Regions from separate parts of the Homo sapiens genome. Here region 1 is linked to region 2. A link is an interaction called in ENCODE POLR2A ChIA-PET data of the cell type or tissue named here. Cell type or tissue: A673. All regions are shown on one strand. Each heading gives the region's core, and the rest is flanking DNA. Links, peaks and the distances in the headings are about the cores only. Region 1 has its middle 25 kb from the start of RIPOR2. Region 2 overlaps TDP2 (tyrosyl-DNA phosphodiesterase 2).

Region 1 (5,387 bases), core at 146-5,145, 310 kb after region 2:
GAAAAATATCCGAATGCCTAAGAATCAGAGAATGAATTTTAAAAAGCTATGTTTTGCAATGAAACACTATAGAACACTAAATAATAACTATGGTTATTATAGTGTAGTATGGTCATATGTACAAATGCATCTACTAAATAATGTTGACATGTGCAAAGCAGAATTTGCATATGCACCTTAATTGAAAATGATCTAAGGAAGGATGGATTCTGATACTCAAAATTAATTTAACACAATATTAATATCCATTAGATCTATTTTTAGCCTTCTCACAAAGGCAACCTAAATTTAAAATGGAAGTTAAAATAAACCTCTCTGAAAATCAAAATAAACACATTTCTATTTCTTCAACACATTTTTTACTTAGTTACTTCCCAGCGCATTAACTCCTTATTTTAGCATGAGAGGGGGAGAATAAACACTTAGAAGAAATGAAAGATTTCTTAGAATTTTGCTATTAAAATTAATTATTATTCCTGAGACGTATAATCAACACCCAATGATGTGTTATCTCTTTGATGTTTGATGAGCTACACTGGAAACATGTCTGCCTATAATTTGGGGTGAGAAACAGAGTGAACTTTCACTCTTGGGTATACGATGGTTTATTCATTTTCTAGGACTGTTGTAACAAAGTACCACAAACTGGGTGGCTGAAACCAATAGAAATTTATTGTCTCACAGTTCTGGAGGCTGGAGGTCTGGAATCACGGTGTGAGGAGGGTGGGGGTCATCCAAGGACTCTGAGAGAAAATCCCTTCCATGCCTCCTCTGTCTTAGCTTCTGGAAATGGCCGTCAATCCTTGGTGTTCCTTGGTTTGTAGATGCACCACTCCAAGCTCTACATTTTCTTTTTTTTTTGGAGACAGGGTCTCACCCTGTCGCCCAGGCTGGAGTGGAGTGGCCAATCATAGCTCACTGCAGCCTTGAACTCCTGAGCTCAAGCCATCCTCCAGCTTTGATCTTACAAACTTCTGGGATTACAGGCATGAGCCACTGCACGTGGCCCTTCTGCTTCCATCTTCACATGGCATTCTCCCTGCATCTCTGTGTCTTCTTAGGGGCCCACCCTATTCCTGTATAATTTCATTTTAACTAATTACATCTGCAATGATCCTGTTTCCAAAGGAAGTCACATTCTGAGGTACCAAAGGTTAGGACTTCAACATATCTTTTTATGGGGACAAAATTCAACTCATAACTGGTAGCCTTGGAGTTAATGTAATTAATGCACTGTTTCATTTCAGAATTTTCTGAGAGCAAAATCTGTGATGTCCATGACAGGTCCTAGGAGGATCCACACAGGAAAAGGGCTGGTAATGGAGGAATGGTCTCATGAAAGTAGGAAAGATTGCTTTAATAGACTGCTGACCTTTTTTCCCAGGAGGGTGGCCTCACTTCTGGTTAACCACGGATGTAGTGCTGAAACCCAATGGGTAAAGACAGCTGCAGGCTGTTGTGGGGACTCTCTCTCTCCTTGATTTTATATTTCCACATGGAGGAACACACATTAGATAAATGCTTCTGTCCTCATCACTCCCTCATTCATCCTCCTCAGCTAAAAGCAAACTAACTGCTTGGTAAATTTTGGAAGAAGGCCATGAGCATACCCCAATTAGCCTTTTTCTCTCCTCTTTGTAACCAACTGCCGGCATGTCCTCTGTTTCTCCACACACTAAACTGTATTGGGGCAAAACTCCACGGGGAAGGTCTGTGGCTGTCTTGTGCTGCTTATGACTTGGTGGGAAACAAACACTAATTCTGGGGGGTCAATGTTATGCCACCTTTTGGCCAACAGACCTAAGCCACACTCTCCAACCTGGTTTTTATCTACATTAAAAATGTGTCTAAATTTCCTATAACACAGGTGATGTTTTAATTTTCTTTTGTTTACCTCCTTCTCTAAGTCTAAACGTGTTACAAGTTCAGGGAGAAAAAAGGTTGTCCCTCTAGGCATTCTTGGACCTCCAGAAGAGAATACAGTTAGTTCATTTTTAGTTACTTCCTCTACACTGTAAAAACCAGGTATGGAACAGACACCAAAAAGGGTATGGAGGATGCATGTTGTTGTCTGTTTGTATTGCTACAACAAAATCCTGAGACTGGGTAATTTATAAATTATAGAAATGTACTTCTCACAGTTCTGGAGGCTGGGAAGTCCAAGGTCAAGGCACCAGCAGTTTAGGTGTCTGCTGAGGGCCTGGTCTCTGCTTCCAAGATGGCGCCTTCAATGCTGTGTCCTCACATGGAGAAGGGATGGAAGGGCCTAGGCTAATTCTCTCCAGCCCTTTTATAAGGCACTAGTCTCATCCATGAGTATCCAGCCCTCATGGTCTAATCACCTAATCACTACCTAAAGGCCCCACTTCCTAACACTGCTGCACTGGGGATTGAGCTTCAACATAAGTTTTGAATTTTTTGTTTGTTTGTTTTTTTGAGACCAGGTCTCACTCTGTCACCCAGGCTGGAGAGCAGTGGTGCAATCTCAGCTCACTGCAGCCTTGACCTCCCCTGGTGCAGTTGATCCTCCCACCTCAGCCTCCCCAGCAGCTGAGACTACAGGCATGCACCTGTAGTGCACCTGGCTAATTTTTCCATTTTTTGTAGAGATGGGGTTTCTCCATGTTGCCCAGGCTCATCTCAAACTCCCAGGCTCAAGTGATCCACCTGCCTTGGCCTCCCAAAGTGCTAGATTTACAGGCATGAGCCACTGTGCCTGGCCTCAACACGAATTTTGGAGAGGACACAAACCTTCCAACCACAGCACATGTTATTAACCTCCAGCCCCCAAGACTCTCCCCAGTCATACGAGTGAGGGGTGGAATGTGCTACAGCAGAAAAACGGGTGTTGGTGGAAATCAAGGGATACTTTGTCCATTTCTAGCTGCTTTTGCTCCTACTTATCACTGAGCAACAATTTGAGGAGAGTCGGCTCTGGGCAAGGTGCCATGCTGGACCCCGCTGAGAACACAAAGAACCATAAGGCAAACACCACCATCCTCAGTAAATTTACAGTCTTGTTGGCAAAACAAGCCACATAAAAAAGACAAGTTATGATACAAGACAGGATATGACCAGTGCCAGTGAGTTTTATAGGCTGTTAAAGTGCCATAAATATTAAGAAGAGGAAGAGAACACTGTGGAACAGTTTGAACTGATAAGACATCGGGGGGATACTTGTTGGAGAAGGGAGTATTCCAGGTTGGGGGAACATTGTGTGAAAAGGGACTGGTGCTAGCATGTTCAAGATATTTTAGTAAACAATTTGAGCAACACCTAAGAAGTCCCTAGCTTGTGAAAAGCCAGGGGTTGATGCATACAGTGTAATATGGTGCTCCTTGGGTGGCTCTGAAGTCAAACATGTAGCCTGGAATTCTGTGCTCTGGGGCAAGTCACTTAACCTCTCCAAGCCTCACTTTCCTTGTATATGGGGTGGCTGCTGTCATAGGCAGTAAGGATAAAGCAATAAGTAAGAAAATCCCTATTTATTTTGTGCTTACTTTGGGGTACAGTTGTTATTCTAAGCTTTTTTTTTTTTTTGAGACAGTCTCGCTCTGTCACCCAGGCTGGAGTGCAGTGGCACAATCTAAGCTCACAACCTCTGCCTCCCAGGTTCAAGTGATGCTCCTACCTCAGCCTCCCTGAGTAGCTGGGATTACAGGCACCTGCCACCATGCCTGGCTAATTTTTTGTATTTTTAGTAGAGATGGGGTTTTCCCATGTTGGTCAGGCTGGTCTCAAACTCCTGACCTCAGGTAATCTGCCCGTCTTGGCCTCCCAAAGTGCTGGGATTATAAGCATGAGCCACCGCACCTCGCCTATTCTAAGCATTTTTTAAATGCTAGCCTGAGGCAGGTACTTTTATTACCCTCATTACACATGTGAAGAAAGTATGGTCCAGAGAGGCTAAGCACCTCACTCTAAGTCTCCCAGCCAGCAAGAAGCAGCAGCCAAATGCATACTCAGGCAGTCTGGCGCCAGAACCCATGCTTTCAACCATTGTGCTAACTAGCTGTAAGGTGGTGGGTTTGTGAAGGGATGTTGCAGTGGGAGATATGATTGTATAGGGTACAGATGACCTTGACCACCAGATTAAGAAAAGTAAGAATATCTGGCAACTGAGATTCTTTTCGATTTACTGCTTTGCTGCTTGAACAAGTTGTTTGGACTTAAAATTACAGGTTTTGGGTGGCCATGCAAGGCCTTACAGAAGAGATAAGTAAAAAGCTATTTTAGGAAGATTATTCTTCCTGTGACATAAATTATGGTTTGGGGAGGAGAGAGTTTGGAGGTCGGGGAGAATAATTAGAAGGCAATAATAAAGCTTGCATCTAGAGCAGGTGCATTGGGAATGTAAACGGAGAGATGAGTTTAAAAGACACTACTATGAGAAGAATATTCACTCCATTAAAGAATGTTTAATCTACTAGTCTATCCTTGTATTTAATGCCATGGATATATCATCTTTTTATTTGGTTTTCATGGTAACATGTATTGTCTAGGAGAGGTGGGATAAAAGAAACTTCATGGTTTTTTTTTAGTATGGTAAGGTTTGAGCTTTTAGCCACTTAATAGCATTTGAAAATGAGCTACATTACAGCAAAAAGGAGATTGTACACTGATATACATAAAAAGGTGACAAAATTCATCCTGGCTTCCTTAGTCTTGTGAAAATCTCTTTGAAGAATGGCATACATCTGTTCAAATTCTCTAGAAGTATTGTTGGAGAGTGAATTTGCTTGAGGTCTCCACTTGGGATTCAGTGATTGGAAGTGGAAAAATGAATGACTCAAGGTATCTTTGTTGATGGAGGCCAGGCTAGGGAGAATCAAAACTGCAAATCCCACCGGAGCAGGGTTCTCTAGTTCTCCTGTGTCTATCCCTTTCTTTGATTGGCTACGCAAACCACAGCAGAGAATGCATGTGTTTTTTTGTTTTTGTTTTTTTGAGACAGAGTTTCGCTATTGTCTCCCAGGCTGGAATACAATGGCGCAATCTTGGCTCACTGCAACCTCCATCTCCTGGGTTCAAGCGATTCTCCAGCCTCTGGAGTAGCTGGGGTTTCAGGCGCCCACCACCACACCCAGCTAATTTTTTGTAATTTTAGCAGAGACGGGGTTTCACCATGTTGGCCAGGCTGGTTTCAAACTCCTGACCTTCAGTGATCCACCAGCCTCGGCCTCCCAAAGTGCTGGGATTACAGGCATGAGTCACCATGCCTGGTCGCATGTGTTTACCCCACTTTTTGAACCCCTACAAAGAGGTTTGCATTTGGCAAATAATCCACACCTAGAAGAGGAAAAGCTAGTGCTCACTCTTTTTATAAAAATGTTGACATAGTCTTAAATCTCTAGATGATACCTAAGAACAAGTGTAAAATAATAGAA
Region 2 (5,387 bases), core at 240-5,239:
GGTTAATTCATTGATAACTATTGCTCATGAAAGCAGACTAAAAGTGGTTTTTTTTGAGACAGTCTTGCTCTGTCGCCCAGGCTGGAGTGCAGTGGCACGATCTCGGCTTACTGCAACCTCCGCCTCCCAGGGTCAAGTGATTCTCCTGCCTCAGCCTCCTGAGTAGCTTGGATTACAGGCACGTGTCACCACGCCTGGCTAATTTTTGTATTTTTAGTAGAGATGGGGTTTCACCATGTTGGCTAGACGAGTCTTGAACTTCTGACCTCAGGTGATCCACCTGCCTCGGCCTCCCAAAGTGCTGGGATTACAGGCATGAGCCACTGCACCCAGCCGATAATCCTTTATTTAATCTAGTATACTACACTGTATTTTTTTTTTAAGAATTTAGACTTTCACCCATCTATGTTTTGCAATGTGATCTGAAGTTCTAACTTAGCTCTTCTAAATGAAAGCAATTTATGCCAGAATAACCCTTTTCCCACAGAAATGTACTATTGTATTACCTCTATGATGTATGCTACTCTACTATTAACATCTATTCTCATTTTTTATTTTATTTTTGAGATGGAGTCTCACTCTGTTGCCCAGGCTGGAGTGCAGTGGCACGATCTTGGCTCACTGCAAGTTCTGCTTCCTGGGTTCGTGCCATTCTCCTGCCTCAGCCTCCTGAGTAGCTGGGACTACAAGCACTCGCCATCACGTCCGGCTAATTTTTTGTATTTTTAGTAGAGACAGGGTTTCACCGTGTTAGCCAGGATGGTCTCGATCTCCTGACCTCGTGATCCACCCGCCTCAGCCTCCCAAAGTGCTGGGATTACAGGTGTGAGCCACTGCACCCGGCCCTCATTTTTTATTTTTAATGATTAAAATTATGATTAACATTTAAACTTTTTCGTTGTCACTACAAAGGGAATATTATATATAAATATCTTTTTTTAGGTGTTTAAATTTTGGCACTCCTGATATAAATAAGATTCTATTACTTCTAATTATTCTCGCTGGCTTTTTTTCAGACAAAGGAAGCAGATATATTCTTGGTAATTCTTGGTGGAGTGAGAAGCAAATGGAAATCTGTTTTCTTCTACACAAAGAGGAAGAAGCAGCAGTAGAGCCAGAAGCAGGAAGCAGATAAAAAATTTAATCTCATCATGGACACAAAAACATACTAAAACAAACCATAAACAAATAAAATTCTTTATTTAAATTTCTCTTGTGGGGAAAATATTTTTCTTTAAAGCACACTTAAAAGTAATTTGCATTTACTTCCTGTAAAGCATTTCCATTTCACAATTAGCAAAACTAAAAGGCTATGTCTCTTCATGCATTTATTTTTGTTAGAAAAATGTCCCATGGTGCTATCAAACCGATTTTAACCATCATCAAGCTTAACTTTGCCTCTGTTGACAACATGACTACAAACATGAATCAAAAAGGAGTTAAGGAATTTTAAGCCATAAGGTTTCAATTATAGCTTACCAATTATGTAATTAGCTGACAAAAATCAAGTCTGATGTAGAATAGCTGTCATCTACTTAACTGCAGATAATCATGGCATTTTCATTTAAGATGATCTGAACTTATGAAATAAAGGATCCAGTCCCAAGAACTCAATAATCTCTTATGTTTTCTTTTGAAGACTTATTTCAAATATTAACTATTTCGGTGCCTGAATGGAAAAATATAAACATTAGCTCAGAGACAATGTGGTACCTGTTTGGAATCCAGCTGGCAGCTATAAGCACCGTTGAAAACTCTGACAGGCTTTGTGCCCTTTTTATTAAATGGCCTCACATCCTGAATGCAGGAATGTGTTCGTTTAAATAAACATTAATCTTTAATGTTGAATTCTGAAAACACAACCATAAATCATAGTTGGTTTTTCTGTGACAATGATCTAGTACATTATTTCCTCCACAGCAAACCTACCTTTCCAGAAGGTGGAAATTGTATTTGCAACAATCAGGGCAAAACCCACACTTGAAAAGCATTTTACAATATTATATCTAAGTTGCACAGAAGACCCCAGTGATCACTAGGAAATCTACCACAGTCCAGTTTTTCTAATCCAAGAAGGTCCAAACTTCGGGGAATAATGTGTCCCTCTTCTGCTGCTGCTCTGAAAAATATTCGATCAAAACGAAGTTTACAAGCAGCAGTTATTCCAAGATTAGAGTTCATTTGTGTATCCCATGTATACTGGCAATGTTTAGGTTTGCCCAAAAACTCCCAGACATCCACAATGTTGTTGGGTAAACCACCACATCTGGTAACCTGAAAAGAAGAAGAATACTCTCTAAGATACACATAGCCTTTTGCCCACTAACTTAAAAAAAAAAAAAAAAAGGTGTTTTTGCTATTACCGTGCAAGAAATTATTAATGCAGAAATGCAAAACAATGAGATACATTATAAAAAGTACTATGCTGCATAGTGGTATGTAATATAAAAATATCAAGACAGCCAGAGGGGTTTGGAATTTGCCCCTTCTCTTCTGCCATAAATAGGTTCCTAACTTTGGGTTTCAGATAAAACTTAGAAGGCTGAATATACATGGCCTGTTACTGCTGTTATCTGTTTTCAAAAACTGAACTCAAGTGAAAAGAAGGCAGAACTGCCACTCTACTTTAGTCTACAACTTCAGAAGTATAGCATTCATATGATCCAAAAATTTCAACTGCCTTCAGTTTTATTTGAAGTTTATTAATAATATTAATTCTGTTTGCTCATTCACACTCCAGGATTTAAAAAAATTGTTTGCGGTAAAATATACACAATACAAGATTTATCATTTTAACAATTTTTTTTTTTTTTGAGGTGGGAGTCTCACTCTGTTGCCCAGGATGGAGTGGTGCAATCTCGGTTCACTGCAACTTCCACCTCCCAGGTTCAAGCAATTCTAGTGCCTCAGCCTTCTGCATAGCTGGGATCACAGGCATGTGCCACAATGCCCGGCTAATTTCTGTATTTTTAGTAGAGATGGGGTTTCACCGTGCCGGCCAGGCTGGTCTCGAACTCCTGGCCTCAAGTGATCTGCCCACCTCGGCCTCCCAAAGTGCTGGGATTACAGGCATGAGCCACTGTGCCCAGCCATTTTAACAATTTTTAAGTGTACAGTGATGTAGCATTAAGTATATTCACATAGTTGTGCAACCATGACTACCATCCATCTCCAGAACCTTTTAATCTTCCCCAACTGAAACTCTGTACCCATTAAACACCAATTCACCATTCCCTTATACCCCCAGTCCCTGGCAAACACCATTCTACTTTCTGTCTCTATGAATTTGACCAGTTTAGGAAATTCATAAGAGGAATCATATAGTATCTTTTCCTTTTTGGATTGGCTTCATTCACTCAGCATAATGTCTTTAAGATTCGCCCATATTGTAGCATGTGTCAAAGTTTCTTCATTTTAAGGGTGAATAATATTCCACTGTATACATATAGCACATTTTGTTTATTCATCTGTCAGTGATATTTGGGCTGCTTCCACCTTTTAGCTACTGTGAATAACACAGCTGTGAACATCCATGGGTAGACAAAATACATTCAAATCCCTGCTTTCACTTCTTTTGGGTATTTACACCTAGAAGTGTAATTGATGCATCACATTAGTAATTCCATGTTTAATTTTTTAAGGTCCTGAAAAATCCCACTGTGTCTCAACTGAGCTATAGGCAGGGAGAAAGAGACTTTGTTTCAGACCTGGAGATCTGGACATGGTGGTGGCAGGAAAAGTGGGTAAAAAAGGCTAATAAAAGCCAAAAAAGAAAAAAGAAAAGGAAACCTCAGAAAAAAAGAGAGTCAGGAACAATTATCACGGTCCAATCTTTCCATTGTTCTCATATTGCACCTAGGAATACTGCAAAGAAACAACCTTTTCTAAACTCTTCTACAATCATTTTCTCTACCTTTCTTTCTAATCCTATATATATATATATACACACACACATATAGTTTAGTGTTGTCTATTTCTCATGCACATTTTTATTTTCCTCCAAAAAGAGCCCCTTCTTCCCCTAGGCATACAGCATAGGCTAAACAAATATTCGCTGAATTGCAAGGTCACTTAAGACATTTTGAGTGACTAAAGGTCCTAGTTTTAACAGCTTTGGTCAAAGGAACCTAAATTAGTCTCCATAGCAATAATCTGTCCTCAAACATCAAACTGACTTTGTCACTCACCTCTCGATCCCTTAGATTTGTATCTCCTGCAAATATAACTGTAGCTGACTCTGGAGCCTCTTGCATTTTCTTTAAAACCATTTTTAACTGATTCATTCGTTCCGCAGCATGCCCTCTGGTGCTCTCCAAATGGGATGTCATAAGGCAAAGCTCATTTCCTGACACGTTCACCTGCAGCAGGACAAACAGTCATTAAAACTGTCCACTGACTATTAATACTGAACTTTAATAATAAAATCAGCAGATTGTTCTGTCAAATGGTATATATTTACTAAACTGAAACTGTAAAATCAGCACTATGCCTATCCCTCCGGATCAAAAGAAGTATTAAAGCAGTAACCCTGTCCCCAAAGACGACGGTTTAGCAAGCACGACCTACCCCCAGATGTCACCTCCACTGTGAACCTTTCCCCAGTGTCCCCAGGCCATCAGCGGCTCCCTCCTCAATACACCAAAGGCATGCTGAACAGACTGTTTCAAAGCCCCCTAGGCTAAATTAAAAGGACAATTATTTCCCTCCTACAAAGCCATAAGTCATTTGCAAAGCAGAGATGATTCTTATTTATTGCTGTATTATTAAGGGCCTGGCATACAGGTATTCCAAAAAAGTCAGTTAACTGAATGAATGAGAATCATTTACCATTTGCAATTAAGACACCAACAATGTACAATCTATCATTATACTAAGTGTCTGCAGAATCAAGTCTAATTCTTTCATATTGGTCATTCATGCTCTTCTATAATCAGGAGCCTACCTACTTCTCAACCTGTCACATTTGCCTCTCCATGGCCCCTACACTCAACTGAATAGAATGCTCATTCATACTCATACATGTACACCTCTTGCAACTTGCAAAAGTTTGCTCATGGTGGTTTCTCTACTTGGACTCTTTTTAATATGTATGTCTTACATATTTTTCAGGGTTCATTTCAAATACCATCTCCTCTATAAAACTCTCACTAAACAATCTGGCTAAAAGTCATCTCTCCTTTCTCTAAACTTCCACACATCATTTATACCTCTCCTGTGGCACTTATGCCTTTCTTATGTTTTAGTTACTATATACACACTCTCCCTTACTAATCTATATACTATATCAGAGCAAGATCTATTTTTCATTTTTGTAAGTCTCATAGAGTAAAATATAGCAGCATGTATAGAGTAGAAAGTAAAAACATTACTTTAGGAAGCAAATGTGG

The links. ChIA-PET counts read pairs that join two places held together with the same protein. Peaks named below come from ENCODE experiments on the same cell type or tissue, not always from the same donor. Only the 100,000 strongest peaks of a DNase experiment are listed, where the experiment ranks them.
Region 1: POLR2A ChIA-PET joins it to region 2 with 5 read pairs; 2 of 35 experiments call an interaction of 5 or more read pairs at or near these places.

Annotation. Positions count from the first base shown.
Region 1 is chr6:24,958,108-24,963,494 of GRCh38, forward strand. It overlaps a transcript of RIPOR2 not described here. Among named protein-coding and RNA genes, the nearest start is that of RIPOR2, 25 kb to the left of the region's middle. In A673, for the core only: no CTCF peak of the experiment used is centred there; a DNase peak (open chromatin) is centred at 2,994.
Region 2 is chr6:24,648,796-24,654,182 of GRCh38, forward strand. It overlaps TDP2 (tyrosyl-DNA phosphodiesterase 2), which reads right to left. Exons shown (of 7, transcript NM_016614.3): 6 at 4,188-4,358; 7 at 1,184-2,274. The coding sequence ends at 1,993. Among named protein-coding and RNA genes, the nearest start is that of KIAA0319, 5.3 kb to the left of the region's middle. In A673, for the core only: no CTCF peak of the experiment used is centred there; no DNase peak of the experiment used is centred there.